2 separate regions of the Homo sapiens genome follow, and region 1 is linked to region 2. Evidence: chromatin loops called from intact Hi-C (ENCODE). Cell type or tissue: heart right ventricle. All regions are shown on one strand. Each heading gives the region's core, and the rest is flanking DNA. Links, peaks and the distances in the headings are about the cores only.

Region 1 (5,395 bases), core at 223-5,222, 130 kb before region 2:
AAATGTCTCCTAACTCTTCATTTTAGGGTAGCCCTTAATTCCATCATAAACAGGCCTCATATAATTCAATTGATGTCAAAACCCAGAAACATTCTAGAATCAATAATATTAAACAGATGATCTGTGATTTTTTAGAAAAGGAATCAGAGGCTGAGTGGCCATTGACTAATGAGATCCATTTGCAATAGGCTCTTCAACATGTAGGAGGGTCCATCTCACATCAGTGAAGCTCCAAACACCTCACATTTTGAGATTCGGTCAAAAGCTTCAGCCTCTGGCAAGCTACTGAGATAGAGTTTGTGGCAACCCTCTCATGATGACACAATTTCCTGCAGGTGGGCCATTTTTAACAGTGTGCCTACTTCAAAAATATCTGCACATGTTTGGTAAATGTCATTGCACATCTGTGCATAACAACAGATTTTGGCTTGAACCTCATTAGGAAAATGAGTATTACATCTGTAAGTCCTTTTGTCAGTTGGATAGGCTGTATCCCTAAATACTACACCAAGATGCTGACAACATATGCTTACATATTTGCTGAAATTCAAGCAAACATCTTTAAAAAGTCATGCTAATAACCATTCCTTACAAGTTAAACGATGTGACTTTAACTCAGAAACATTATTAAAATGTATTCTCCCAAAGGAGGGATTTTCCTTTTCCTAGTCAGTTCTTAGAATGCTTCTCTTTCTGCAAACAGTGTACATATGCCAGAAGCCATATATTTGACATATCCTTAATTAATCTCATTTCTTGAAGGGAAAATGAAGCATCAAGATTATATGTCTATTAGCCCCCTGCTGTAACTCTCCTGCAGAGCTCACTGTTGACATGCTTTAGAAGTTTCCATTTTTGTCATATACCTCTACATCACCTCAGTTCGCTGCCACCTTAAGGCTAGACTCCACAGCCATAATTTGTGAACCCTTTCAAGTTCTCACTAAATATGAAAACAATGTTTCTATCTAGGTCCCGTTAAGAAAGTATATGACAAGGCTGCTTAAAAGAAACAGATGGAATACTATTTGGCGTTTATTTTCTAGGCGCTAGTAGACTTTGAAATAGAAATGTCCCATTTTGGCCCATTTTCTCTTTAGTAAATTATATGTCATTCTCTAAGTTTGGCAGAATTCTGGGAAAAAAATCACCAGGAAAAGGAGCTCTCTAACAGCCTTCTCTGCTGGCAGATGACATCAAGAAATGTCAAGTGAGCTCAGCTGTTTTACATTTTCAAAATTGTCTGCTTTGGCACATTATGAGAATGCCATTTTCCTTCTTGTGATTTTTCTAGTCTGGAAGACACATAGTGTTGCAAAGAAAATTGATCATTCAACAATGATTAGAAAAATAAGCTGTAATTGACACGAATGCAGAGGTTGATTGTATGATTATGCAATATGAAAACTGATCATCCTTATTTACACAGGTGAAAGACACAGTGGAATCTGTATTTTACAAAAGGATCACTGGTATCTTCCATAGGAAAAAAATCTGAATGACTTCTAGAAAGATTCTGTTTAAACACACTAAACATACTCCTTTTTCATGCATTGAGCATTCTCTCCACACAATAGCACCAATTGTGAGTGTACAACACAATGATACTCAGAGTGTTATCGAGTCTCCCTAATGACTTGCTCAACTACATAAACCCAAAGGTCGGTTGACACATTATTCACCTTTCTCCTCCAGTCCTTCCATCAAATTCCAGTTGTAACTAAGTATGTTTCTCTTTGTGTCATCTCCTCATGCCTGCCTCACCTCATAGGTAATAAGCCTCAAAACTGAGTTATTCTGAAGGTTGATTGTAATAAGTAGTTTGTGAACTTTTGTTTTTTAAAATAAGAGCAAAAGATAATATTTAATAATTGTTTTGATAAGAACTTCCCAAATTCTGACTTTAATAAACTCTGCCCTTGGTTAACATAATTGCGCCAACTCCTTCAGCAGGGAATGGCAGACCAGGGATAGTCAAATATTTGCTCGCACCATTTGAGAATGTATACTTACTAAATGGAGGTGAAGATAGGTATAAATATACACAGCAGAGTTACTTCTAAACTCTTAAGCCTGGCCACTACTGAGGCTTCCATGGATGTGTTGTTGTTCTGCCAGCAGCATCTCTTCCTTGGGGAACTACCATGCTGGGTAATGTAATTCCAGTGCCCAGTCCCTGCCCATCCCTGGTCCTCCTTTAAGTATGATTGATTAAGTTACATTGTTGCTTAGACTAGATTGAATCTGGTCTCTGTCTCAAGCCCATGAAGGGGTCCTCAATACCTTACATATTGCTAATTCTGACATAAGCACAGGGCTCTTATTTATATATGCATAATACAGAAAGGATAATAAACTCTGAAAGCTTGAAGCCATTTGAACAAAATTTGACAATTTTCATAGGGCTTTACTTAAAAGGCTTTAACTTTTTGAAACAATACTTAGATAAAAACAGGTTACAATTCAATTTTATCAGTAGACAAAAGGCTTAGAGGGATTAACTTATTTTATGAAGATTATCCAACCAAAGGTTCAGCTATAGAGCTCATCTTCTGTAAGTCCTTCAAGGACATTCCCAATTCATATCACATAATTTTAACCACAATGACCAAAAATGTTCAGATCAATATTTTACTGATTTAATATTTATATTTTCTAAATCGTAAACCTGGAATGCATAACCTTATACACAGTAAATTATTTTAAAGGCAAATTACTTAAGGATGGACATATTTCTAGAAATCTTAAAGCAGTCTGACTGAATTTCTTGAAAGTTATGACTAAGTGGTAAGGATCTCAAGACACTAAGTAGAAACATTAGTAAGTGTTGATACAAGAAGGAAAATACTAAGTCACAAGTAAAGCTTGAAAGTAATGAAATATTTGTTCCACAATACATATTTAGGAAATATTAAATGCCAAGTAATATAGCTATGACAGTGAGCAAGACACATATATTTCCTCTTCTAAAAGTTTGCAATGGTTTAGTAGAAGAGAGATCAATAAAGAAAGCAATATCAATATAGTGTGGTGAGTGCCAGGCTCAACTGACGTATTCAGAGTGTGTGGGGAGCCTCCCACAGGAACATCAAACCTAGCCCTAGTGGTGAGGGAAGAGTTCCCCATGGAAAAAGTGCTTACAGTTAGGCCTGGAAGAGGAGGAGCTACACAAGTGAAGAAAAGAAGGCTGGTCAAATTCCTGATGCAAACAAAGCTAGCAAAACCTTACTTTATAACTCTAGAAATAAAAAATCCTATTTCCTTATTTCCTTTTATTGAGTCCCATCCCCAAAATCAAGATACTCTTTATCGAGCTCAAGGCCACACACTCCTAAAACATATCCAAGGCGTCTCACCACTCAGCCGAGAAATAACAGATCCACCAGCCTAGATTGCTCTACTGCCAAATGTTCTATCACCTAGTCAGCAATTTAGTAGATCTTAGCCAAAAATTAATAAGTTATCAACAAACTTTCCACCTTCTCTGACTTCATTGATACTGTTTATTCCATTCTGATACTTCACATCTCTAACAATTGACTCTATACATTCTGGAAATAATGTTAGCTACAGATTTACAGGAATTTCAGATCTATTTTCTTGGGCATAACTAATGCCACCTGCTTCAAAGATGCAGCAAACTCTGAAAGGTGGAGACAGTACAGCTCAGGTTCTATAACTCCTATGTCATTACTAGCTACAGATGCGTTATTATGTTGTATAGACAATACAAGTTATGATCTTAAGTAACTATTGATCTATTTATCTATATTGGCTGAATGAGATATCTCCCAGTCACCGACAAAAGTAGTAATGAGTGCTTTCTTAATCATACTATGTCCTTATCAATTTGGTTTTATGTATTTAAACATGGCGTGAGACCATCATGTTTATTCAAATACAGACATGTATTGAGCATGGCATCATGTTGACAGGAGCCATCAGCTGAAGTACACCTTAGTTCACTGTAGACTCTACTATGCAGAGTTGGCAGATAATCAACAAAATCTGCCTTGATTCTTAATGTTACTGGTATCTTGTCTCCACTTAGTATTGTGAAAAAGGAATGTAAAATCTTCAACGTCAATCAATAATATAATAGATAGACATTAAGTTGTTACAAGTTGCGTTCAAGTAGAAAGCCAGGAATATGTTTTAGGATTCCAATTTTGTCATTCTGTTTTTCTTTTTACCAGCTCTTCAGCTTCCCTGATCAGTGTTTTCCATACATTTTGTTTTTCTTTTCTTGTTATTCCAACCAGGAAACAGTAACAAAGAACAAGAAAAACGTCCATGGTCAGGGTTATGCCACAGTAACAGTGGACAGAGGTTTATGCAAAAGACAAACATGGAAACCTGGAAACACTAGAGGTTATACTCAAAATCACTCCTGATCTTCCCTTCACATTTCATGCACTGGTTCCCACTGACCAATTCTCAAACTTGAGAATGGGTAGAGGCAGGAGAACAAACTTAGTCTTTTTAGGATATTTATTAAAAAAAAAAAAAAGAAGAAGAAATCAAGAAGCTATTTCTAACGAGGACTTGTTATGTTCCCAAATATCTTAATATAATAACAATCAAATTGCAATTTTATGGCCTAAAGAAGGAAGAAAGAATAACAACCCTAGTAAGCAACTTGGATTCTAAAAAAAATGAGAAGAAAATTTATTTTAATTAGTCATAGTCTTTACACTAATTGCTCACCTGTCACAAATTAGCCTTTTTCCATTAATAATACACTTGGCCTTTTAATATTAAAAAGGAAAGATGAGAGGCAAAAACAAAAATGAATGTAATTTTTTATTCCAAAAGCTATGATTATTTTTCAAGCTAAATTTATTGACACTAATGAAACCATAGAGTCATATTTAGATTTAGGGAACTGTTTCTTATTTCCAGGGAAGGAAGTTCAATACTGTAATCATATTGTAGGTGAATGCCTGAATAAAGCATGTAGACTAAGGGTAGCTTATCAGAAGTAGATACAGTCACAGTTCAATTGGGTTGCTCCAATAACTAGCAAAGTGACAATCATTTCAGGATTTACACCAAATATAAAACACACTGGAACTGATTTTTTTCTTAAACAAGTAAAAAACTATTCTGGTTTCCTTAGAAATGTCCCAGGGTAAAACTATTCATCCTTTCTGGCAGGTAGAAGTTGTTGTTTTGTTTTGCTTTTTAACTTTGAAAGAGATGACCAACGTATGCTTCTGGTTTAAGAACACCAGAACACACACGAGCTGATGCTTAAAATCCAGTGGGACAGCTACATATGTGTACTGCATTGAAATACCATGAGGAAAAAGGCATTCCATGGGCAATTTTCAGGAAGGCTACTCATCTCCACGCTAGACACAATGGCATAAAGAAGAGCTGAAGGGCCCAATCC
Region 2 (5,395 bases), core at 73-5,072:
GTTCTTCCAGGCTCACTGCCTAATTTCAATTAAGCCCTCCTTGATTTAGTTTAGATACTGGGCATGTGGCCCAGGACTTAATTTCACGGTTATAATAAATCATGTGCACCATCAGCAGTGTCTTCTCCAATCAAGATTTACACACTTGTATAGAGTCTAACAAGTAACCCAAGATGGGAGGAAAAATACAGAAATTCTAAACTGGGCTGAAATAATTTCCTCACAAAAGATTGAAAAGCTTATTGAAATCTCTTGATTGTTTTGTTTCTAACAAGAAGACATGCACCCAGTAGGAGGGTATTTGTGTACACTGTCAGCTTCCTCATGCTTAAAATGTGCAGAGAAATTTAGAACAGTGAACAGAGATGAGAAACCGAAATAATTAAAGTTTAAACATTAATCAAAAAATTTGGAATTATCCAAATCTGAGTAAAAGAATAAATAGGTGATTTATTAACTTTTAAAAATATAAAAAGTATGAAGAATATGTTATCCAACTGTCCATTTTTAGCTATTAAAATAGGTTTAAATTCACAGAGATGACACAAGGAAAACCTTATTTTAAAGATATGGTAGATTCTATTAATAAGCAGCCTCCTGAGTTTGGTTGTGTGTGTGTGTGTGTTTTTCTTTCCTTAAATAAATCTCAAAACTAATAAAAAACCATAGAAGACCATGAATAACCAAAGGAATCTTCAGCAAAATGCACTAAGCTGAAGGTATCACACTACCTTCTTTGAAGATACATGACGAAGCTACAGTAACCAATACAAAATAGAACTGGCATGAAAGCAGAACATAGATGAAAGGAATAGAATCGAGAGCTCAGAACTAAATCCACATATTTACAGTCAATTAAACTTTGAAAAGGTACCAAGAACACACAACTAGAAAAGGACAGTCTTTTCAATAAATGATATTGGGGAAATTGAATATCCAGAAGCAGAAGAATGAAATTGGATCCTTGTCTTACACCATATACAAATATTAATTCAAAATGGATTAAAGACTTAGATATAAAACCTAAAATTATAAAACCTCTAGAAGAAAACATAGGCAAAAAGTTTCTTGACATTGATCTGGGCAGTGATTTTTTTTTAATATGACCCGAAAAGCAGAGGAAACAAAAACAAAAATAGACTCAAACTAAAAAGCTTCTGCATGGCAAAGTAAACAACAGAATGAACACATAATCTTGGAATTGGGAGAAAATAATTGCAAACTATACATCTGATAAAATATTCATATTCAAAATATATAGGGAACTCAACCTTAGCAAGAAAACAAATAATCTGATTTTAAAAATAGGCAAAGAGGCCAGCTGTGGTGGCTCATGCCTGTAATCCTAGCACTTTCGGATGCCAAGGCAGGTGGATCACTTGAGGCCAGGAGTTCCAGACCAGCCTGGCCAACATGGTGAAACCCCACCTCTGTTAAAAACACAAAAAATTAGCCAGGCATGGTGATACATGCCTGTAGTCCCAGCTACTTGGGAGGCTGAGGCAAGAGAATTGCTTGAACTCGGGAGGCAGAGATTGCAGTGAGCTGAGATCACACCACTGCACTCCAGCCTGGGCAACAGGGCGAGACTCTACAAAGGAAAAAAAAGAAAGAAAAAAATAGTCAGAGAAAAGAAAATAAGCAAAGGACTTGAACAGATATTTCTCAAAAGAAGAAGACATATAAATGGCCAATAGTTATACGAAAAATTGCTAAATATCATTAATCATCAGGGAAATGGAAATCAAAACCTCAATGTGATATTACCTCCCACCTTTTAAAATGTCTACTATCAAAAAAGACAAAAGATCAGTGTTGTTGAGGATGTGGAGAAAAGGGAATCCTTGTACACTGTTTGTGGGAATGTAGATTGGCACAGCCATAATCAAAAACACTGTGGAGATTGCTAAAAAAAATTAAAAATAGAACTACCATATGATCCAGCAATCCCACTTCTGGGCATATATCCAAAGGAAATGAAATCAGTATGTAGAAAACATATCTACACTCTGTGTTATTACAGCACTATTCACAAAAGCTAAGATATGGAATCAACCTAAGTGTCTGCAAAGGGATGAATGAATAAAGAAATGTATATATACACACTATGAAATACTATTTGGTTTTAATAAAGGGGAAATCTTGTCATTTGTGACAACATGAATGCACCTGGAGAACATTATACTAAGTGAAATAAGCTAGGCACAGAAGACAAATACCACATGATTTCACTTATATATGGAAGCTAAAAATGTTGAATTCGTAGAAACAGAGAGTAGAATAGAGGCTGGAGAGGAGTAGTAGGAGAAGAGGAGATGTTGATCAAAGGGCTCAAAGTTTCAATTAGACAGGAGGAATAGGTTGTAGTGATCTGTTGCACGGCATGGTGACTGTAGTTAATAGTAATGCATATTTCAAAATTGCTAAAGTAATAGATTTTAAATATTCTTACCACAAAAAGATATGATAGATATGTTAATTACCTTGATTTAATCACTCCACAATGTATTCATATATCAAAACATTACTTTGTATCCTATAAATATATACAATTATTTGTCAATTAAAAATAAAATAATTTAAAAATTAAAAAGGCCAAATGACAAAAAATTTTATAAAGAAATGGGATCGATGACATGAGAAGTGCTTTGCTAGGAGCTCTGGAAAAGTTCTTTCTTGATGTTCCCTCCAAAGTATCTGGTAATGACTCTTTCCCTCTTTTTCTAAAATCTATATTTAAGAGATGCTAAACTTGTTTAGCCAGCAGTTTGAGGATGTTAACCCTACCTTTGAATTTCCAATTACAAGCCAATCAATTTCCCTATACTTTAAAGAATAAGTCTGAGACAGCTTTTTTTTTTAATTTGTGTCAGAAATCACTTAACTAACATTAGTGATTATTTCCTTAAACAAAAAATATTAACATCATTCCATTAGTGCTATTATATCGGAATCCTTTCGTTAACTATCAAAGGAGTTGTAATAGTATAATATATATAATAGTTTTGTGGTTATAGTTCAGTTGTGGCCAGTTTTATATTAAGCCTAAAGCTTTTCTTTCCAGAAGAAGATATCTCTTAAAATAAAGTTATTACTAACAGCAGAAACTCAATTCTTGTTAAATACATAGACAAATTTAAAGCTAATGATAAAGTTTGAGCTGGAAATCTCTTCTCTAAACTAAATAATGTAATTCAATTTAAGTATTTATGGAACACATCTATTAAAAGCTTTACAGGACACAAAGTTGTTGTTGTTAATGATGCTATCATTCAAATATTTACTGTTTATTAGAAGTAAGGGCTGGGCACGGTGGCTCATACCTGTAATCCCAGCACTTTGGGAGGCTGAGGCAGGTGGATCACGAGGTCAAGAGATCGAGACAATTCCGGCCAACATGGTGAAACCCTGTCTTTACTAAAAACACAAAAATTAGCTGGGCATGGTGACGTGCACCTGTAGTCCCAGCTACTCGGGAGGCTGAGGCAGGAGAATCGCTTGAACCTGGGAGGCAGAGGTTGCAGTGAGCCAGGATGGCGCCACTGTACTCCAGCCTGGTGACAGAGCAAAACTCTGACTAAATTAAAAAAAAAAAAAAGTAAGATCTGTAAAATTTTTGTGCCAATCATGTGCCAAATATGAGGGAAATAGAATGCTAAGGGGGTCCAAAGAAGAGAGAAATCACTCTTCTAGGGGAGTAGTAAGAAGAAAATCAAAGGAGACTTCCTAGAGGAAGTGACATTTGACCTGGAACAGGGGTAACCTATAGGTAAACAAGAGGGAAGGGCATCCCACCATAGGCAAAAGGATATCATACAGAACAGAAAAGTAGGGAAGTACAGGTTGTGTCAGAGGAGGACTGAGTCATTTGATTAGACTGGGGAGTAATATGAATTGAAAGGACTAGTGGAAAATGGCCTAGAAAGGAAGGCTACTGTCAGATTGTGAAAGCCTTTGAATATCATGCCTGAGGTTATGAAATTCCTTAGGTATGAGATGGAAACCAATGACAGTTTCCAAGAAGTCAGTGGTATAATCAGTATAGTATTGATATTCTGAGGTGTTTGATTCTTAGTTTCAAGGGCCGTCTTGTGCATTGTAGAATGTTTAGCAGAATCCCTGGCCTTTACCCATTGGACTTCAATAACATCTCTTGCTCCAGCCTGAGTTGTGACAACCACGAATGTCTACAGACATTGCCAAGTCTCCTGGAGGGTACAATCGCCCCCAGTTGAGAACTACAAATGTAAAACGAGTTTTAGGACAGATACTTTTGGTGAGATCACAGGTACCAGTGATTACACAGTAGGCAACTGATGAGTCCAGTTGAACTAAAGTGAATTGACAGAGATGGGGACAGTTGGAGGTAGGGTGGGGGTAACATCTCAGGGAAGTGCTAATGAAAGCCTTGCCTAAGGCAGCAGCAGTGGAAATGGGAAAGACAACAGGAATCAATACAGTGTTAGTGATATTATTATTTTCTAAAATATTCCCAAACTTATTTGATCACAGAAACCTACATAATGCTCATCAATATCCCATGGAACACACTCTAGGAAATGTTATGTTACATGATTAAAGCTTAGATTTAAAATTAATTAGTTTCAATTACAATACATTAACAAATAAGGCAAAGATAATAGTTTGAAAGTCAACACTGAATTCTTTAATACTCTAAGAACTAAGAGTAATGTGTTTTCATTGGTTTTAGCGTTGCTAATTAATTTTGTCAACGGTTATACAAGAAAATTTTTTCTCTAACTCACATGAAAAGATACTATGCTTAGTATGTAGGGGATATAATGATTCTAGGAAAGGGACTCTTATCAAGGAGTACACAATTGAGATGAGATAAAAAGTAAAACAATATTAGAGAGCCAAGATTCCAATTCAACAAAAACCATGAGGTTTCATGACATGGTACACGATTAAGCAGCAAATGGACTGAAGAGAAAACAAGTCCAGATTCCACAAGAGGGAAAAAGCACGGCAGGCTGGATAGGTTCTCTCCTGAGCACCTCGTGAATACCAGGGCTATGCTTTATACTGGTTGGTAAAATTCTGACCTCTAGGAGTTGTTGGTCTATTCCAGTTCACTAAAGAAAAAGCCTTAACCCAGAGGCTGAGAGATGAGGATAGTTAGACCTAGAGAGAAGATGGTGACTCTCGGGCCGGCACCATAGGCAAGAGACCTACGTAGTCTCACAGGACTCTTCACTAAAAAGGGCCATATACTTGGTTTAATGTTTTGCAACCAATCAGATGTTTGCACAGGAATGTGACCTTTGTAACTTCATTTCAGCCTCTAGTTGGCTGCTTTCTGCAACCAATCAGACTGATTGCGGGCTACCACTTCAGTTACATGAGGTGAGCATGAAGTGGCCAATGGGAAACC

The links. Peaks named below come from ENCODE experiments on the same cell type or tissue, not always from the same donor. Only the 100,000 strongest peaks of a DNase experiment are listed, where the experiment ranks them.
Region 1: it touches region 2 in a loop (7-fold over the local background); 2 of 110 quality-filtered maps call a loop at or near these places.

Annotation. Positions count from the first base shown.
Region 1 is chr10:51,784,240-51,789,634 of GRCh38, reverse strand. The region is part of intron 3 of PRKG1 (protein kinase cGMP-dependent 1); the gene reads right to left. Among named protein-coding and RNA genes, the nearest start is that of CSTF2T, 87 kb to the right of the region's middle. In heart right ventricle, for the core only: no CTCF peak of the experiment used is centred there; no DNase peak of the experiment used is centred there.
Region 2 is chr10:51,649,788-51,655,182 of GRCh38, reverse strand. All of the region lies in intron 3 of PRKG1 (protein kinase cGMP-dependent 1), which reads right to left. Among named protein-coding and RNA genes, the nearest start is that of CSTF2T, 47 kb to the left of the region's middle. In heart right ventricle, for the core only: no CTCF peak of the experiment used is centred there; no DNase peak of the experiment used is centred there.